Regions from separate parts of the Homo sapiens genome. Here region 1 is linked to region 2. A link is a contact called in ENCODE Hi-C or POLR2A ChIA-PET data. All regions are on one chromosome and are shown on one strand. Each heading gives the region's core, a stretch centred on a gene start or an enhancer-like site at or near the end of the contact. The rest is flanking DNA. Distances are from core to core; before and after follow the strand shown.

The links. A loop is a pair of places that touch in the nucleus more often than their neighbours do. ChIA-PET counts read pairs that join two places held with the same protein, here RNA polymerase II (POLR2A). Pooled maps may share reads with other maps.
Region 1: a loop to region 2 is called in a pooled map, with 4 times the contacts of the local background. The contact joins the enhancer-like site here to the promoter of KLHL22 in region 2. A Hi-C loop is called at or near these places in 1 of 168 maps with a recorded cell type or tissue (chondrocyte), 4 of 37 single-sample maps with no recorded cell type and 7 of 50 pooled maps. POLR2A ChIA-PET finds 5 or more read pairs at or near these places in 1 of 52 experiments (Caco-2).

The regions. Positions count from the first base shown.
Region 1 is chr22:20,746,034-20,752,642 of GRCh38, reverse strand. PI4KA (phosphatidylinositol 4-kinase alpha) reads left to right here. Exons shown (of 55, transcript NM_058004.4): 26 at 888-969; 27 at 1,267-1,350; 28 at 2,649-2,738; 29 at 4,941-5,060. Among named protein-coding and RNA genes, the nearest start is that of SERPIND1, 25 kb to the left of the region's middle. RefSeq lists enhancers at 379-1,176, 2,198-2,317, 3,410-3,769, 3,840-4,019, 4,030-4,079. Within about 2 kb of position 3,747, at least 8 of the 41 ENCODE cell types and tissues checked have a DNase peak (open chromatin) inside an H3K27ac peak, as active enhancers do.
Region 2 is chr22:20,491,505-20,497,713 of GRCh38, reverse strand. It overlaps KLHL22 (kelch like family member 22), which reads left to right and starts at 1,919. Exons shown (of 7, transcript NM_032775.4): 1 at 1,919-1,954. LOC101928824 (a long non-coding RNA gene) reads right to left here and starts at 1,801. Exons shown (of 4, transcript XR_007068011.1): 1 at 1,027-1,801. RefSeq lists an enhancer at 753-1,405 and a silencer at 1,600-2,259.

The sequences.
Region 1 (6,609 bases), core at 2,498-4,997, 250 kb before region 2:
AGTCCCACCCACTCTGGCATGACCTGGTGCACCATCTTCTAGCCCAGGGCCCAGCCAGAGGTCCCCTGGTAGGATCAGTATCTTTGGGCTTCTCAGGAACAAAAGCCCACACAGACCCTTCTGTGCTGTATACTCTTTGTTCTGGGAGCCAAAACAGACCCTGTTGGGACATGTCCCCACACTGATGAGAACTCTCACAGGTGGGCTGGACCAGCTTCTCCAAGGTGAGAAGGCCAGAGGCAGCAAAACACCCACATGGAGGCTGCCTGCAGCTCCCCAGAGGTATCCAGTGGTTCTGGAGCCTGTTGCAGATACTGTGTGCCTGGTCCAGGCAGCAGCGCCACCACAGGTGGTCAGGAGCCAGCCAGGGGTCACGAGAACGAGTCCAGCACACACGTGGCGTGTGTCTGAGCTGGGCTTCCTGAGCAGTGGGCCACTGGTGGGTCACAGCTGTGCAGAGACACCTCTCCTTCAGCCCTGGGGCCATCGGAGCCCATGGCCTGTCTTACCCCAGGGTGTCAGGTAGATACTGTTGTTTTCTCCATTATGTGAGAAATAATGGAGAACCCTGGTCAGAAACTAAGAGGATTGCTTTGGAAAGTGAGGGGTGTCCTGGCCAGTGCATAACCAAGGCAGTTGGTGTCAGGTTTGTCTGGCCCTAAGAAGTGGGGCTGGCAGGGGCCTGGGGAGCCTTTCTGACCAGGCGTTGCTCACCTTACTGCAATGAGCCTGAGGAGGCCAGGCATCCTGCTGCAAGGGCCTCCCGACCTCCTCCTTCAGCTGGCCTGAAGCAGATATGGGCTCGGGCTGGCAGCTGAGGGGGCTCCTAGAAGCAGACCTTCCTTGGAGGTTTGGCTCTTGGTCCTGAGAGCTGGCTCTTGGTGCAGGTTTCCCCACTTGCTCTGGAGCGGGACTGTGCTGAAGACCATGCTGGACATCCTGCAGACCCTGTCACTGTCACTGAGCGCTGTGAGTGTCCCCAGGAGACCTAGGGCCCAAACACCACCCGCTCTACCACCACCCCGCCGGCCCTGTCCGCCCTGTGTTGTGGCATGCTTCTCTGACAATAAGCCTGAACATAATTAATGCTACAGGTGTCGAGTTGGGGGTGAGGGGGCCCAAATCCACCTGGTGTTTTGCAATAAGTTGCATCAAGTATGGAGGCCTGTCACAGACAGACAGGTGGTGGGTAGGGGTGGCCCATGTGGTTGCTAGTGGCAACTTGGGGAAGGCAGTTTGGAAGAGGGAGTCTTGCTGTGCTTGCAGGATATTCACAAGGATCAGCCTTACTATGACATCCCCGACGCCCCCTACCGGATCACGGTTCCTGACACGTACGAAGCCCGTGAGGTAGGCCCGACACGATCCCCTGCACTAAGGGCCATCTTTACCACAATTCCCTGAGTATTTCCACGAGATGGTCAACCTGCATGAGCTCACCCAGTCCCCAGCAATTTGAGGTGTGGGTGGTGCTGGCCCCATCCCCCAGTGAGGAGACCAAGCCATTGCCAGGCTCCACCGAGTGCAAGGGGAGCTGGCTGCCCCCAGGTCGCTCTGTCTTCCAAGCCCAGCTCCCCCACCTCAGCCATGTTGACTCAGCTGTGTTCTCGGTTTAGCTGCCAAAGAGGTCTTCAGCTACCAGCCAGTTTATAGCCTCTCGAGTCTGCGTCGCACAAGCATGATTTTCAGGTGGACTTCACTTCTCTGAGGTGCACTGACATTTTGTTATTGTGGTAATAGGGGATCATGCCTTTGACTTGTGCTATCCAATGGGGAAACTGGCAGAATAAATCACTCCAAAAGAGGAGGATGTACTGGGTCTCTCCTCTCCCCAACTCGGTCTCAGAGCCCTCACTGTGGCAAGACTGCAACTCAGCTCACAGCTCCTTCAGCCTGGGCTGAGTCATGTCCTACCTCTGGACCTCTGCCAGACCAGCTGTCAATGGGGAGTTTCCCACAGAGTGGTGTGGCACCGAAGAGGATTTTGCCACGCAGAGCCTGCCCTTCCATCCAGTCCCAGACCCAGGACACAAGTTGCACAGTGTCCCTGTGACATGTTATTCTTGTAGATTCTGCCACAAACCTTGTGCAGGAATTACATACAGATCATAGTGTGTGTGGGCTTCCTGGCCCCAGGGGCCTTGAGGTTCAAACTTAGTGGCTGTGCTAGTCTCTTGGGCTTCTGTAGCAAAAGACAATAGACTGGGCAGCTTGAAAGGTCTTGACAGACATTGATTGTCTTACAGTTCTGAGGGCCGAAGTGTAAAATCAAAGTGTTGGCAGAGCTGGTTTCTGTGGAGACCTCTCTCCTTGGCTTGTGAATGGCAGCCTTCTCCCTGTGTCTTTACGTGTTCTTCCCTCTGTGCACACCCTCCTCCCTGCCCCAGTATTTCTGTGTGTCCAGATTTCCTCTGCACACACGTAAGGAAGGATACTGGCCAGATTGGATCAGGACCTACCCTATCAGCCTTTTAATTGAATCACCTCTTTAAAGCCCTATCTCCAAATGAGTTCCACTCTGAGGTACTGGTACCAGTTAAGGCGCAGCATAGGGATTTGGGGAGACATAGTTCAGCCCATGACAGTCACTACGGCAGCTCAGATGAACTGACCTCGGGTTGTTGAGAAGCAGCTTCACCCTCTTCCAGAGCATTGTGAAGGACTTCGCTGCACGCTGTGGGATGATCCTCCAGGAGGCCATGAAGTGGGCACCTACCGTCACCAAGTCCCACCTGCAGGTACTTGAAACCATCAAAAGGCAATTGCCATAAGCTCCTTCAAACTCCCAAAAAAGCTTTACAGAGACATGAAGAACTCAAAATCCAAATAGCACTAGTGTGAATGGAGACTGGAAGCATCAGTCTAGGGCCTGAGAATAATAGATGCCTCAGAGGCTGCTCTGTGTGTTAGGAGCGCCTGTGGGGCCAGTGCTGGCCAGGGCACAAGGAGGGCATCTGACGGCTCACACCAGGTGAGGTGCCAGGTCTGTGGCAAGACTTGGGGGCTGCTCACGAGAGGAAGGGCTTGTGTGGTGGATGTGGGAGGCTGCCAGATGGCAGCATCTCTAAGTGCCAAGTGCATTGCTGGCACCTGTGCCCAAAGGCAGGGGCCTGACCAAGGCTGGTGGAGCAGAGGCAGAGTTGGGGACTTGTGTCCCATTAAAGCTCCACATAAGCTGCACATGTAGGTGCATGGGAGTCTTTCAGACAAAAACACTGGTTTGGAAACTCAGATGGCCACGAAGTAAACCATGTAATGCCACAGGGTGTGAGAGGAAAGAATTGCCTTAAAAGGAATCAAAGATGAGAAAAATACCTCTGGAAGGAATCTGTGTTAGCAGAGAGTGGGTGTGCTGAGAGGAACTCTTGTGAGGTTTACCCTGGCAGCACTTTAAAGATGAAACAGGCTCAAAAGTGTTTCTGGTTGTGGAGTCCAGGAAGGATAGAGCAGCCAGCTCCAAGAGCCCTGAGAGCTGTGTGGAAACGCAGTGGCAAGAAACTATTTCCCTTTGTTCATTTACAGCAAAAGGGCCTCAGGTCCCAAGGCTGTCTGTCGTCTGAAGAGGGGAGGCCCCCTCTAATGCCTAGAAAGTTTAAGTGGACAAAAAAAGCAGCTGATAGAGCTTTTTACTTTCTCACGCAGGTCTGGCCTAAGAAGGAAATGGAAAATGAAAAGGCTTGAAGCGGTCTTGATTTTTCCACCAGGTGTCCCCTTGGCGTGCCCCAGGCCTGCCCTTTCACTTCCCCTGCAGTGTGCTTATTCCCCACCCTCCGTGCCCAGCCTCAGCCTTCCCCGAATCTGCCCTCTCCTCCACCCACCAGAGTAGTCTGGTTTTAATAGGGTATCTGGTCAGTGTACTTCCCTTTTAAACTTGATTATTAGTCACTCTTCATCGTCATAGTGTCCAAGGATGGGTTTCTGGAGCTCCAGGAGTCCCCCAAAACCATTGAGACAATTCTGCATGTATATACTCCTGTACATTTCTTCTTAAGGGAATTAGTTGGTTCACGCCTGTAAACAGGGCCTGCATCTGTTCCAGGCTTGCCCCCACCCTCGAGACCCTTGTCCTTGGTACTCCTGCAGGCTGAGCCCCCTGTGGTCCCCAGAGCAGGAGGCCTCCCTCACACCCCTGGGCTCTGCCAGGTATCCCATTGCCCAGCACCCTTCTCCCACTGGGTGGCCAGGTGGACACAGGTGTTGTTCTTCGTTCCTGCTGTCCAGTTCACCCACACCAGGCTGCTGGTATGCTGCAGTAGAGAACCGAGGCTCCACACCACACAGCCTGCCTGTTGACCGCAAGGCCAAGGCTTTGTAGCTTATTTGCCTGGTGGCTACCACAGCAGATGCTCAGCAAGGATGTGCTGAAAGAATAAATGGCCCTCTCCCATTGACGGTGCAACACCGCAGTGACTGCATGACAGCCGCTCGGGGAATTGGCCTTGTCCTCAGTCAAATGAGCAGTAGCTGGTCATAGAGGGGCTTTGACTTACTGACAGTCCCACAGCTAGTTAGGGAGGGGCAGACCCAGGACAGAAACCCAGTGTTTGGTCCATTTGCCCACACCTTAATTTATAAAGTTTTATTTTCCCCTTTAAATGAAATAGCAAGGCCAGGCACAGTGGCTCATGCCTGTAATCCTGACATTTTGGGATGCTGAGGCGGGAGGATCACTTGAGCCCAGGAATTCAAGCCAACCTGAGCAATATAGTGAGACACCATCTCTACAAAAAAAATTGCAAAATTAGCCAGGCATAGTGGCGTGCCCCTATAGTCCCAGCTACTTGGGAAGCTGAGGCGGGAGGATGGCTTGAGTCTAAGAGGTCGAGGCTGCAATGAGCCATGATCGTGCCACCACACTCCAGCCTGGGTGACAGAGCGAGACCCTGCCTCTAAAAAAATCAGATAAATAACTGAAACCCCATGTGTTTTTCCTATTTCAGGAATATCTGAACAAACATCAGAACTGGGTATCGGGACTGTCCCAGCACACGGGGCTGGCCATGGCCACTGAGAGCATCCTTCACTTTGCTGGCTACAACAAGCAGAACACAACTCTTGGGGTATGTGCGAGCCTTCTGAAGAGCAGTGACCCCTTAGACCATAGGAGCCACAGTGCAGGGGAAGGCTTAGAGCTCGGCTGTCGCTTTTCATGACGCACATGAGTACATGCAGGGTGCTGTGGATGTCTGTTGACAATGGTAGTGGTGCAAGCCGCACCTTGGCCCAAAGAAGAGGTGGCCATTGAAATGAGTGTTTCCTTATTGTGCTTTTTTTTTTTTAAATTTATGGATTTATGGGGATCAGTGCTTGATATGTCAGTGATCAGATTTTGATTTGAATGTCCCCATCTGAGAGGATGGAAACAGAGCTCCGCCTGACACGGGCAGCGCGATGCCACAGTTGCACTTATCTGGAGCGTATACTGGACTCCTGAACAGTTCTGTTTTCTGCAGGTGCTGAACCGCACATGAATGCCTTCAGCTTCTTGTTCTGCTAGAGATTAATCTAGAGGACAGAGGGTTCACACAGCAATACTTTCTGAGTTAAATTAGAGCTAAGAGTTAAAAAGGATTAAAGCAGGCAGTTCCACCTGGCCATGTGACTGGGGCTGGTCAGAGATTTTGTTGGTTAATGTGAATCTAGAGCCTGGCCATGTGTGCTTCCCAACTCTCTCCAAATGGAGCATGGGATGGGATATGTGGAGGTGCAGAGGCTGTGTACCCAGGAGGAAGGGTGACAGGCCTCCCTTGGGATACCGGCGGGAGAGAGGGGCCTGAGTGCCCTCTGGCTTTTGTGGGGCCTGAGGATGTGCCAGAGAATGCTGGTGTCTTCTCGCCTCATTTTGCTATCAGGGCACTCTCCTCGAGGTCACTGCACTATCTCTAAAGACACCAGTCTAGCAGACATGGTTGAGCTGGGTCCAGCCTGCACCTGCAGGGCCACCCGCCCTGGGCCTCCTACTCTGACGGGGCACCAGGTATCAGTGCCCTGACCTGGACGTCTCTGCCACTGGGTGGCCACAGAGGCCAGAGGCGGAACTCATAGACTGTAAGTGTTTATGATAGTCATAAGCCTTTTCCTTTTTGGGGGTGGTAGGAGCAAAGCTTTATTACATAAAATAGAATATGTGTTCTCATTTGTAAGCCTTTTCTAGACTCTAGCCAGCTGACTTGTGAAAGATCTGTTTTGCCTAAAATATTTTGTTCTTTTTCCCCAGAAAATTTGATGTAAGTTAGGTTTTCTCTAAGTTATTTTTTTTAATTTTTAAAAATTAATTCTGGGGCCAGGCACGGTGGCTCATGCCTGTAATCCCAGCACTTTGGGAGGCCAAGGCGGGCGGATCACGAGGTCAGTGGATCGAGACCATCCTGGCCAACACGGTGAAACCCCGTCTCTACTAAAAATACAAAAAATTAGCCGGGCATGGTGGCAGGCGCCTGTAGTCCCAGCTACTTGGGAGGCTGAGGCAGGAGAATGGTGTGAACCCGGGAGGCGGAGCTTGCAGTGAGCCGAGATCCCGCCACTGCACTCCAGCCTGGGCAACAGAGCAAGACTCCATCTCAAAAAAAAAAAAAAAAAAATTCTTTTTTTTTTTTTTTTTTTTGATGA
Region 2 (6,209 bases), core at 670-3,169:
CTACCATATTGGCATCTGCCCACCCTGGCTACAGGGTGCCCTCAGGGCTAAGTCAAGCCTCCAAAGGGCAGGGTCTGCTCTCCAACCTTCCCTTCAGGCTCAGAAAATTCTGGAAACCTCCACACCACTCACTTTGAAGGATCTCACCTCCACGTTTGCTGACACTGTCGGCTTCCTGGAATGCTTTTCTTAATCCCAAAGTCCTCCTCTGTTACACAGTAGGGGGGTCTCCTCCAGAAAGTCTTTCTAGGAGGAAGCCCACTCCCATTTGGAACCTCTGCCTCTGGAGGCCAATCCCGTTCTCTTGATCCTTGTCTGGGACCCTCAGTTATCTCTCTGGACTCAGCCAGGACAGCAATTCTCTTCCGTGTATTTTCCTCCTTTTACATTCCCCTTCCACCAATTTTTTTTTTTTTTTTTTTTTTTTTTTTTGAGACGGAGTCTCGCTCTGTCACCAGGCTGGAGTGCAGTGGCGCGTGATCTCGGCTCACTGCAACCTCTGCCTCCCGGGTTCAAGCGATTCTCCTGCCTCAGGCTCCCGAGTAGCTGGGACTACAGGTGCGCGCCACCACGACCGGCTAGTTTTTTTGTGTGTGTTTTGGTAGAGATGGGGTTTCACCATGTTGGCCAGGATGGTTTCCATCTCCTGACCTCGTGATCCGCCCGTCTCGGCCTCCCAAAGTGTTGGGATTACAGGCGCCAGCCACCAAGCCCGGCCCCACCTTTCTTTTTAACCATGAGCCATCTCCAGCCACATCCTCCCCCTACCACTCTCTCCACCCTTCACAGTCCCTCTCAAAACCACAGTGTGGGACACTCCAACCTTATCCCATCAGGAGGCTCTGTGGCTCCAAGCTCTGGGCGCAGCCATTACGGATACGCCTCGGAGGATGGGACCTGCTCGAAGGTGAGGTGGAGAACAATGAATGCCAAGACCCGCGCACGGACCTCTGGGACCAGGCTTTAAGACTGGGAATTAGATTTACTGCAAAATCTCAGTAAAGGAACGGGCACACAAACTAGCACCTGTTCACTCTGGCGGTGTTAAGCGATTCTCCCCGATATCCCGCAGGGGGCGCGCTACGGTCAGCGGCACCGACCGCGGAGGGAGCGGGGAAGGAGCAGGCCGCGGGAGGGAGGGAATGAGCGCGTGACGAAGGGAACAAGTGGAGGAGAGGAGGAAAGAAGGGAATCAAAGAGGGAGGGAGGCAATGGGAGAAGAGGAGAGGGAGGGAGGGAAAGAAGGGGGGAAATGAGACAGGGAGGGAAGGAATGAGAGAGGGAGGAGAGAACGAGAGTTAAGGAGGGAGGGAAAGGGAATGAGAGAGGGAGGGGATGAGAGGGGGAGACAGGGAGGGAGTGAATGAGTGAGGGAGGAAGGGAATGGTGGGTAAGATAGGAAGGGAAGGAATGAGAGAGTGAAGGAGGGAGGGAATGAGAGGGGGGGAGTAAGAGAGGAGAGAAGAGAGTGAAGAAGGGAATGAGGAAAGGAGAGGGAGGATATGAGCGGGGAGGGAGATAGTGAGGAAGGGCAGGAGGAAGTGAGTCGAGGAATGAGGGTAGGACCGAGGCAAGGAAAGAGTCAATGGATTCAGACGGGGCGACTCTCGGCAAATTCGCTCATTCGTTGGTTCGGCCCCGCCAAGTGCCAGGTGCCGCGCTAGTGCGGGGACTCACTGAGCCTTGGCGATCGCTGCTGTCCTCCGCAGAGCGCCGGAGTGGAGCCGCCCCCTGTCTCCCCGCCCCAGGGCCGCCCCCGCGCTGCTACCCGGCCAGGCCGGGAACCCCCGGGCCTACGTCTGGCCCGCCCGGCGCCTGCGCGGCGCACCCACGTGACGGCCCAGGCCCCCGCCCCGCCGGCTCCTCTCGCCCAGCCTCCCGCCTCGCGCCTCCCGCCTCCCGCCTCCCGCCTCCCTCCAGCTGCGAGTGCGGCCTCGGCTGGCGGCGGCACCAGGTCAGCTGCGAGGCGTGAGCCGAACGGGCCGGGCGGCAGCGAACGCGGGGGTCGGGCGGCAAGCAGGCATCGCTGGGCCGGGGACAAGCTAGCGGCGCGGAGTCCGAGGGGCGCGGGGGCGGGCGCGGGCCGGAGGCTCGGGGGCGGCGACCTGAGGAGAGCCCGCGGCCTGACGTGGCGGGGACGCGGCCGGCGGGATCCCCGGGCGCGGGCGCGTAGGGGCCGGGATCTGGCGCTCGGCCAGGGGCCAGGGTGCGAGGCCTCCTCAGCGCGGCTGCTGGCGCGCCGGCCTCCTGGCACCCGGGCGGGCCCTGTTGCCTGCGGCAGGTCCGAATGCGGCCTTCCTGGCCGCGACCCTCCGCGCTGGAGCGGGCGGCCTTGCAACAGGCGGGCGATTTGGGGCCGGCCTGACGAGCCTCAGTTCCCTCGATCGGGCCCGGGGACTGCAGCCGTAGGAGCCCAGCCTTGCCAGCTCTCCCGGTTTCCTGAGAGGAGCCGGAGATCGCGCTGTCAGTGCAAAATCACCAGAGCGCGAAGCGTCGGCTGCCAGTTCTGACCATTTTAGATCCGGTGCGGGCCGAGCCGAGTGGATCTGGGGCGGGCAGCGGGGCACCGCCACCTTCCGCCTGGGCTCCTCACTGGGCGCCCTCGCTCCGGCCCTCCGCGGGGCCGAGTGCCTCCAAGACGGCTCCCTGGGAGATTCTTCCAGAGCGCACCCTTTGGAAGGCTGCCCCGCTGGGAATCAGCACCCACTCCCTCTCCTCTACCGCAGCCGCCCCCTTTGCCTTTGTGGCCGACCTTGCTTCATGCTGCCAAGGATTGAGTTTCTTTGAGGGGATACTGCTCGTTCGGGGGCCCTACAGAAGGCTGAGGGTATCTACTCAGTAAAATCGTACCGAACTGAAAGTTCCTCTGAAATGATTTTGACTCTGCCATCCATCACTTCATAAAAATTCATCTTGTATCCTTCAGTTTGTAGCTATGTGGCACATTAAGCTTCCTTTCTTCTCCCCACTGAAACTTCGAACAGTACAAAACGGGGAACTTGGCTTGTGATGACTAAAATTGGGGATATGAGACTGGGGGCGGGCGCGGTGGCTCATGCCTGTAATCCCAGCACTTTGGGAGGCCAAGGCTGGCAGATCACCTGAGGTCAGGAGAGACTAGCCTGGCCAACATGGTGAAACCCCGTCTCTACTAAAAATACAAAAATTAGCTGGGTGTGGTGACACGTGCTTGTAATCCCAGCTACTCGGGAGGCTGAGGTAGGAGAATCGCTTGAACCCAGGAGATGAAGGCTGCAGTGAGCCAAGACCCTACCACTGCACTCTAGCCTACACCATATAGTGAAACCTCTTCTCTACAAAGAAAATTTGAAAAATTAGCCGGGCGCAGTGGTGAGCTCCTGTTGTTCCAGCTTCTGAGGAAGCTGAGGTGGGAGGATCACTTGAACCTGGGAGCTTGAGACTGCAGTGAACCCCAAGCTGTCTCACCCCAGATAGCCAGGACTACAGGTGTACACCACCATGCCTAGTTAATTTTTAAATTTTTTGTAGAGAAAGGGTCGCGCTATATTGCCCAAGGTGGTCTTGAACTCCACCTACCTGGACCTCCCAAGGCACTGGGATTACAGGCATGAGCCACCATGCCCAGCCTACTTTGCACTTTTTTTTTTGGGGGGGGGGCAAAGTCTGGCTCTGTCGCCCAGGCTGGAGTGCAATGGCACAATCTTGGCTCACTGCAACCTCCACCTCCTGGGTTCAATCGATTCTCCTGCCTCAGCTTCCCCCTTCCTCAGCCTTCCCAGTAGCTGGGATAACAGGCATGCGCCACCACGCCCCACTAATTTTTGTATTTTTAGTAGAGATGGGGCTTCCTCATGTTGGCCAGGCTGGTCTTGAACTCCTGACCTCAGGTGATCCTCCCACGTTGGCCTCCCAAAGTGCTGGGATTACAGGCATGAGCCACTGTGCCCAGCCTACTTTGCACATTGTTTTTTTGTTTGTTTTTTTGTTTTTGAGACGGAGTCTCGCACTGTCATGCAGGCTGGAATGCAGTGGCGTGATTCTCCTGCCTCAGCCTCCCAAGTAGCTGGGATTATAGGCACCTACCACCATGCCCGGCTAATTTTTTTGTATTTTTAGTAGAGATGGGGTTTCACTATGTTGGCCAGGCTGGTCTTGAACTCCTGACCTCGTGATTCATCCGCCTCAGCCTCCCGAAGTGTTGGGATTACAGGCGTGAGCCACTGCGCCCGGCCACTTTGCGCATTTTGACTGTTGCCTAATGTTCTGTCAGATCACTGTGCCATGACATCTGTTCTCCTGAGGGTGGACGTTTTGGTGATTTAAAACCGTATAGATGTGGTTTTAAATGTTTTAAATGTTGCACCCTGTGCTGTGCTCCTTCCCAGCAGAGAATTGATTCATTTTTCAGCATATCCCCCTTAGCCCCTAGCTAAGTTTCTTAAATTGGACTTGGTAAATGTGCTTTGCCTGCCCATGGAAGATGTCTTTCTGTTTTACCGTACTTGTTTTTGCAGTATGGGTTTAGGGAGTAGCTGCCATTTATCCCTTCCCAAGAGAGCAGAGGCACTACTATGCTCACGGAAGGTGAGGATCCACCTGGGGGCTTGATGTCTATTGGGGTAGTTGTGGAGGTCACCCTCAGAGAAGGAGGCCCTCTTGACTCTGCGGTGGTCATGGTGGTGATGAGAAAGCTGAGGCGTGGGTATATGAGACAAGTGCCCAGAGTCTGTCATTAGCAAGTGGTACAGCCAGCCATGGGGGCTTTTGAGATGTTTGTGAGATAAAACCTCACCCCTCAAGAAGCCGGAATCTCCTTGTCGTGGGTAAATAGGCAGGTTTGGGCCGGGCGCGGTGGCTCATGCCTGTAATCCCAGCACTTTGGGAGGTCAAGGCAGATGGATCACCTGAGGTCAGGAATGCGAGACCAGCCTGACCAACATGGTGAAACCCCATTTCTGCTAAAAATGCAAGAAAATTAGCTGGGTGTGGTGGTGCACGCCTGTAATCCCAGCTACTGGGGAGGCTGAGGCAGGAGAATCACTTGAACCTGAGAGGCAGAGGTTGCAGTGAGCCAAGATCACACCACTGCACTCTAGCCTGGGTGACAGAGCGAGACTCCGTCTAAAAAAAAAAAAAAGGGCAGGTTTGAATGGTGGGGCATATTTGTCATGTTCTCTGTACAATGATAGAGGGAGAAGTAATCGAGCTAGACCTTGACCAATATGGGACTATGAGAGACAGAATGGCCTAGATGGGTGACTAAAGGTGTTCAGGGGATGACAGGTATCCCTTTTGGACTAAGGACTGCTGATGGGGCTGAGTAGGTAAGGCTTGAAGGAGAGCAGCCTGGGGAGGATGAGACAAGAGGTAGGGAAACTGGTAGGGGCATCACTGCTGTGGTCTGACCCAGAGTGGTGGCCCTGGAGGAGTGGAGGGTGGCTGTCTGAGATGGAGGAGAGGTGAAGGAATCAGAACTAGTAGGTTCATAGGGCACATGGGTTAGAAAGGAAAAATATTAAAACAGTGAGGTTTCCAAGATGGAAATGGTAGCTTTGATAGTAAAATTAGACAAGTTGGAGGGCTACTAGCTAGATTAGGCACTGAGCTGTAGGTGAAACTGGGAATGTGAACCACTGGGAAAGAAGGATGGGCTCGAGCAGGGTGTGTGGGATGAAAGAGAGAGGTCAGAAAAGGGAGAATTATCATAGAGCAGAGTTTCCAGGCAAGAGAATCCTAAGTGAGAGGTGGTCATGGGGTATACACCTTGGCTGTGGCCATCTCTGGGGCCTTGGTGAGAAAGATGAGCCAGCCCAGGAGGGGGAAAGGAATGGGTGGGTGGCTGGATAGAGGTCCCAGGTCCTGGAGGCAGACTCAGGGGCAGGCACAGATAACTGAGTGTGTTTGATGGGAAGCAGTAGAGCATCCAGGGGATGGGGTTGGGGGTGGCCCTGAGCCTCAGTAGTGAAGAGAGAGACCTCTTCTTTTTGGCAAGTTTTATATCAGCATATATTTTTCATTTTTTCTTTTAAAGATATATAATCATGTGCCACACAGTGATGTTTCCGTCAATGACAGACCAGACCACATGAAGGATGGTGGTCCCATATTTTTACTGTACCTTGTCTGTGTTTAGATACACAAATTCCATTGTGTTACAGTTGCCTATAGTATTCAGTACTGTGATATTGTGAAATATATATTTGGTCTTGTCTCATTTCTTGGCATAC